Regions from separate parts of the Homo sapiens genome. Here region 2 is linked to region 1. The links are chromatin loops, found by intact Hi-C in ENCODE. Cell type or tissue: B cell. All regions are shown on one strand. Links, peaks and the distances in the headings refer to the core of each region. The heading gives the core; the rest is flanking DNA. Region 1 has its middle 35 kb from the start of LINC01825. Region 2 has its middle 2.0 kb from the start of LINC01827.

Region 1 (2,927 bases), core at 118-2,617:
ACAAGAAGCCACTGATGAACATTTACTATTTTATTAAACACTTTCATAAAAAGGTTTTGTTTATAAGGGATTATTTACCATTTTCCCTGTTTTTGTTGATTTACAAGGGTCTTAGTTTCATGCTGCTATAACAGAGTATCACAGACTGAGTAATTTATAAGGAAGAGAAATTTATTTCTCACAGTTCTGGAGGTAGGGAAGTCTAAGATCAGGGCACCAGCATCTGATGAGGTATTTCTTACTGTGTCACCCGGGCTGAAGGGCAAAGAGAAGGCAAGAGAGAGCAAGAGGGGCTGAACTCATCCTTTTATAAGGAATCCACTCATGTGAGAATGGCATTAATCCATTCATGAGTGCAGAGACCCCATGATCCTAACACCATCCATTACGTCCCACCTCCTAACACCATTGAATTTGTGATCAAGTTTCTTACTCATCAACTTGCAGACACATTCAAACCATAGTAACAAACATAAACTTGTTTTGTTTATTTTCCAGTTGTTTCTTTAATGAACAGCTCTTTAGAACCTGTTGTAGCTGGGCGCGGTGGCCCACGCCTGTAATCCCAGCACTTTGGGAGGCCAAGGCAGGTGGATCACGAGGTCAGGAGATCAAGACCATCCGGGCTAACACGGTGAAACCCCGTCTCTACTAAAAATACAAAAAATTAGCCAGGCATGGTGGTGGGCACCTGTAGTCCCAGCTACTCGGGAGGCTGAGGCAAGAGAATGGCGTGAACCTGGGAGGCAGAGCATGCAGTGAGCCGAGATCGCGCCACTGAACTCCAGCCTGGGCGAAAGCAAGACTGTCTCAAAAAAAAAAAAAAAAAAAAAAACCTGTCGTAGTGAACGGCTGTTGATTTTTGCCTGCTTAGTAACCCTCAGTTCCTCTCCAGACATACACAACTCTAAATCACTAACTTTTTCCACATCTTGAGGCTAAGTCCTTGGATGGAGCTGAAACTGTCCTCAGATACAGAATGACTTCGTAGCTCTTAGTTAGTTTCATGCTGCTATAACAGAATAACAGAGTAATTTATAATGAAGAGAAATTTCTGAACAAAGAAAAGTGCCCTGATTATAACCAGAAATGCAAAAATGCTGTCTACAACTGCATTCTCTCTACCCCTACATATTTTCCAAACTGTGCATATCTATGTAGTCTTCCAAAGCTCTTGGCTCAAATGGCAAGGTTCAGATTGGAAAATTGCCTCTGACCCTAGACTTGTTAACTGGGGAATAGACAGGAAAATAACCTCTGACCCTAGCCTGGTTAACAGGGGAATAGACTAGCCCTCTCCACAGTAAATGGTTTGTGGATAAATACATGACCCAATTAACACTAATTGCAGGACTCAGAAGTCCAACTCACAAGAGTCAACAGGAGAGGAAAATTCAGTGGGCCACCAGGGGGAAGCCTACTTAAAAAGTTAGCCAACACAATTAAAAGCAGAGACAAGAGATGGAATGAACTATCCAGCTATGTCTACACCTTGATTTTTATGTTACTTGGGTCAATACACTGAGTTGAGTTTTCTGTCACATGGCACCAAAAGTATATGAACTAAGAAATAACTGCAAAGTGTTGTATGAATTTACAGAAGAAAAACAAATACAGGGTTATAATATAGTATTTGAACACACAACAATAGAGCTTTCCACATTGACTTGCCTTCAATAAAGACGACCAGCCTTCTAAAACTGGAAGCAGTATAAATATATAGTTAGAAAGTTTCTTGGCTCTGGTTTAAAGCAAGGGATCTACTGCCTGAGTTTTAATCATCTGCATTTCTTCTTCTATCCCAGTCTCTAAGAGAAATAAATGCCAGTAAATTGTTCTAGAAAGAAAAAACTTTGTGAATCAAATTTCTATTTTTACTGGCTTATAAAAAAGTTCTTAATATAAAAAGATACTATAATTCTTTAAAACTGCAGCTGCAAAAAAATTAAGGTCAATTGGAAGATTTGTTTTTATTCTTAAGACAAATAAATAGATGACTGTAACAACTGAATACATAACTATCCACAGTTCCTGTGGCCTACAAATGTAGCTACAGAAAAGATGCTGTCCAGCATAGCAGCTTTCAGCTGGGCAGAGTAATAGTGCCCAGCCAGAAAAGCTCAATTTTCCCTTCTCTGTGTGAGATCACTCACCTAATAGAGCTGGAAATAATAATAACTAGCAAAACAAAATGGTACACTGAGATAAGCGCTTTCCAATTTGAACCCTGTTTAAAAGGGAGGATATAGTAAAAATCCTTTTTTAGCAACACTTTTTCCCATCCCAAAGAGCTTTAGAAGGTTTAATGTGCTCTCAGTTTTCTCTGGAGGGCCACAATCCATGAGTCATTTGGCTAAGTAATCTGCGTTCCAGACTTTTCTTTACTCAGAAGAATGTTTAGTTATTGTATGGCCAACTACTCCTATTTAGCTAACTTAGCCTTTACTACCAGGCATTGGCGGGGAAATTGAATTCAAGCATTTATTTGAAGGAGGTAGAGTCACAGTTGTTATGATTATCCATGGCTGTGTCTATATAGAAACAAAAGTTCTGCTTGTAAACATTAATGTAGAAAATTAAATCAACCCAAAGATTTCGGGAGAAAAAAAATACTCTTACTTTTTTAAGTAAGTAAATTGATACCAATGTATTTTTACTATGAATTAGATGGAAAGCTTCTTTACTTTATTTGTATTCTTTACTTATATTCGTAAAAACAGCAAAAATGAATGGAATGTTCCATTAATTCAAAAGTGGATTGACATAGTAAAGATGTCCATTCTCCCCAAATTGATCTATAGCTTTAATGTAATTCCTAACAAAATCCCAACAAGGTGTTTCATAGATACAGACAGGCTTATGGGCACAAGAAGCCGAAATAATTTTGCAAAAGAAGAGTAAAATGACAGGAATCGCTCCACCCAATA
Region 2 (2,927 bases), core at 202-2,701, 78 kb after region 1:
ACATAGAGAAAATGTTTTTCAAAAAATGTTATTTGACCTATGGCTAATTCTGATTTTAAAAGCAGTTAAACAAACGAAACACAACCTAGTGATGCTTACGACTGAAGAAACCATTGATACCTGAAAGAAGGGAAGACTTTAGATATAAAGGCAGAGTGGAATTTTTTTAACCAACATTTCATGCAGCAGCTCCACATGGCCTTCCCATGTCTCAATAGCTTTGATTTGTGGAAATAATGGTTATGCAATTTCCACATATTGTGCTCCAATCACAGCATGTAAGCAACAATAAAAAGAAAACAACTAAATGTACTTGAAGCTGGAGATTTTGATAAGGTTTTCTTTTCACTTCACAAAGTTTGTTAACTGGATATTTTTCTAAGGCAACTGAAATATTCCTGCTGAGTTTCAGACAGATATATGTAAAAGCAGCAAAGTGTCTGATTTTCTTAAATGTATCTATGGCAGCAACACTAGTTAATTTAGTTGTGAAAAAATAACCAAAAAGAAACTATCGGACTATAAGAATTCCACAGTTGGCAGACTGTTGGTATTTCTCTTTCTCTTTAAATATATATATAAATATATCTATAAATATATATAAATATCTATAAATATATCTATAAATATATATATTAAATATATATATGCCATCTGTTTACAAAAGATGAGAAATGTTGGAGAAAATTATTTCCCTTAGGGTATAATGTTATGGCCATTCAGAGAGAGGTCTCTGGTATTTTCAAGGAGAATTTGGTACAAGAACAAGACAGCATCAGGTCTGCACAGTCATTGGCTGCAAAAAACAAAGATGATTTCCTTTAGTCCCTGTTTTAGTTTTACTCTTTGAACTTCCAAGTTTATTTATTGTTATTATTTTTAATGTGGCACAGATTGTTTTAAGAATCAACTTGGTTCCCTTTTTTGAAGTCCTTTTTTTTTTTTAATTTGTTGAGACTGGTTTCTAAAGTGCTCCACCTCCACCACCTGTCATTAGATGGGGGGCTGCGGCTTGGAGAACACTCACAGTTCTGAGTTCAGCTGTGGACGGAATAATGAAGGGCAGCTGCAGAAGGAGGTAGAGCTGCAGATTCAGAGGTAGGTGGCAATACAGTATTTCAAAATAAAAACTACCAAGCTTCAGATCGGTGATAAATTGTCATGCACTAAGTGTACCTGGAGAAATAAAACTAATCTCTATCCATTTTAATTCTCTCAGAAGGACTTTCCCTCTTACATATAAAATCCTGGGAATTTCCCCCTCCTCATCCAGTCATTTCTATGTGATTAATCATACATTGGTTACTCGTCACTAGATGGCATTGTGCAATGTTTCTTGACAGCAGTAACTAAATTGGTAAAGTTACAGCTTGGGCTATTTTTTGGTATTTTCTTCTTTGGGATGGATCTAGAGGATCTAAATCTGATCCTGGATATGTCATCATCTTTATATGTTTTATGAGTATGGCTTTGTAAAATTTGTGTCTTCTTTGAGAGTCTTTTTCTTAGTATAACTTCCTAGTACATGAACCCAATAATTATCAGTCTTAAATGAACAATAAATAAATTCTTCCTCTAATTTTCCTCCAAGTCACATGTACAAATGTTTACTTACATTTGCAGAAATAAAATAAAGCTCAACATATCTAGGATCTCTACCTAGGCATGAAGGTAGAAAAAAATATATATGGAAATTTGCTTTATCTAAGCATGGCCAGTTGAAATCAAGCTGTGGATAAGCCATGAAGATAGAGTAATATAAAAAGATCAGTTAATGCTTTCATAAACCTGTGAAATTCACAAAGGAAATATAATAGCCATAAGTAAGTAAAACTGATATAAATGTGTTATGAATTAGTAGTCACAGTCTTGTACTTTTCCAGACATGACAAATAATTGTGACCATTTTTATTTGTTGTGTTCCCATAAACCTTATGGTGCTGAAGAATAAATTCTAATTTCTGTGCTATCAATAAAATAGGACACATTTTCCCAAGTTATAATTATGACTTAGTGACCTGAGAATTTGTAAATAACAATGGATGATAAAATTAATTATTTGGAATGAAGCTAACAAGATAAATGACAGATAGATAGATAGATAGATAGATAGATAGATAGATAGATAGATATGGTAGATAAATGCATAGCAGCTAATACAGCATTTGACATTCTGAAGTTATATAAAAACTATAATATTGATCTGCTGTTTTCATTTACTTATTTTAAAATCTGAAAAATTGTTTCTCTTTTTTAATTTGCCTTTTTATTTTAATTTCATTCATTTGTCCATTCAAAAACATTAACCAAACACCAGCTTTGGATCTGTTCAATACCAGAGATGCAAAGATAAGTAGGATACCAAATGTGCCCTCAAAAAGCCTTTAGTCTTTTATGTTAAGCATCCATAAAGTAACTATCAGAATCATTCATGAAAGAAGGAGCAAGGGGGAATGAAAGAGGGAGATATGTAATGCAAAGAGTCTTAGAAAAGGAAACAAGATGCAGGCCGGGTGTGGTGGCTCACACCTGCAATCCCAGCACTTTAGGAGGCCGAGACAGGAGGATTGCTTGAGTCCAGGAGTTTGAAACCAGTGTGGGCAACATAGCGAGATCCTGTCTCAAAAAAAGAACAAAGCAAAAAAGATGCATGGTTTATGGTCACAGCTCTAACAGTAACTCATGCTATAACCCTGGACCTCCCTCATTGTATGTTCAAATGAAATAATTTTATAGAAAAGTGCTTTGTAAACTGTAAAATGTTTTTAAAATACTAGTTTTTAAAGCTTTTTCATATAAGAAACCCACTTTTTTTTTAATAGAACTTTGATCCTTCAGGCCAATGCAGCTCCCTTTTAATTTTCTGTTTCAAAATTCCAGCTGCATACATAAAATCCATTAAATTTCCAACTCATCTTGTAAAACAA

What was found. Peaks named below come from ENCODE experiments on the same cell type or tissue, not always from the same donor. Only the 100,000 strongest peaks of a DNase experiment are listed, where the experiment ranks them.
Region 2: a loop joins it to region 1, with 8 times the contacts of the local background. A loop is called at or near these places in 8 of 110 quality-filtered maps.

The regions. Positions count from the first base shown.
Region 1 is chr2:195,496,964-195,499,890 of GRCh38, forward strand. No RefSeq gene overlaps it. Among named protein-coding and RNA genes, the nearest start is that of LINC01825, 35 kb to the right of the region's middle. In B cell, for the core only: CTCF peaks have their summits at 1,393 (motif pointing right) and 1,592; a DNase peak (open chromatin) is centred at 1,408.
Region 2 is chr2:195,574,985-195,577,911 of GRCh38, forward strand. No RefSeq gene overlaps it. Among named protein-coding and RNA genes, the nearest start is that of LINC01827, 2.0 kb to the left of the region's middle. In B cell, for the core only: a CTCF peak has its summit at 1,303 (motif pointing right); a DNase peak (open chromatin) is centred at 1,037; H3K4me3 peaks cover 794 bases; H3K27ac peaks cover 1,912 bases.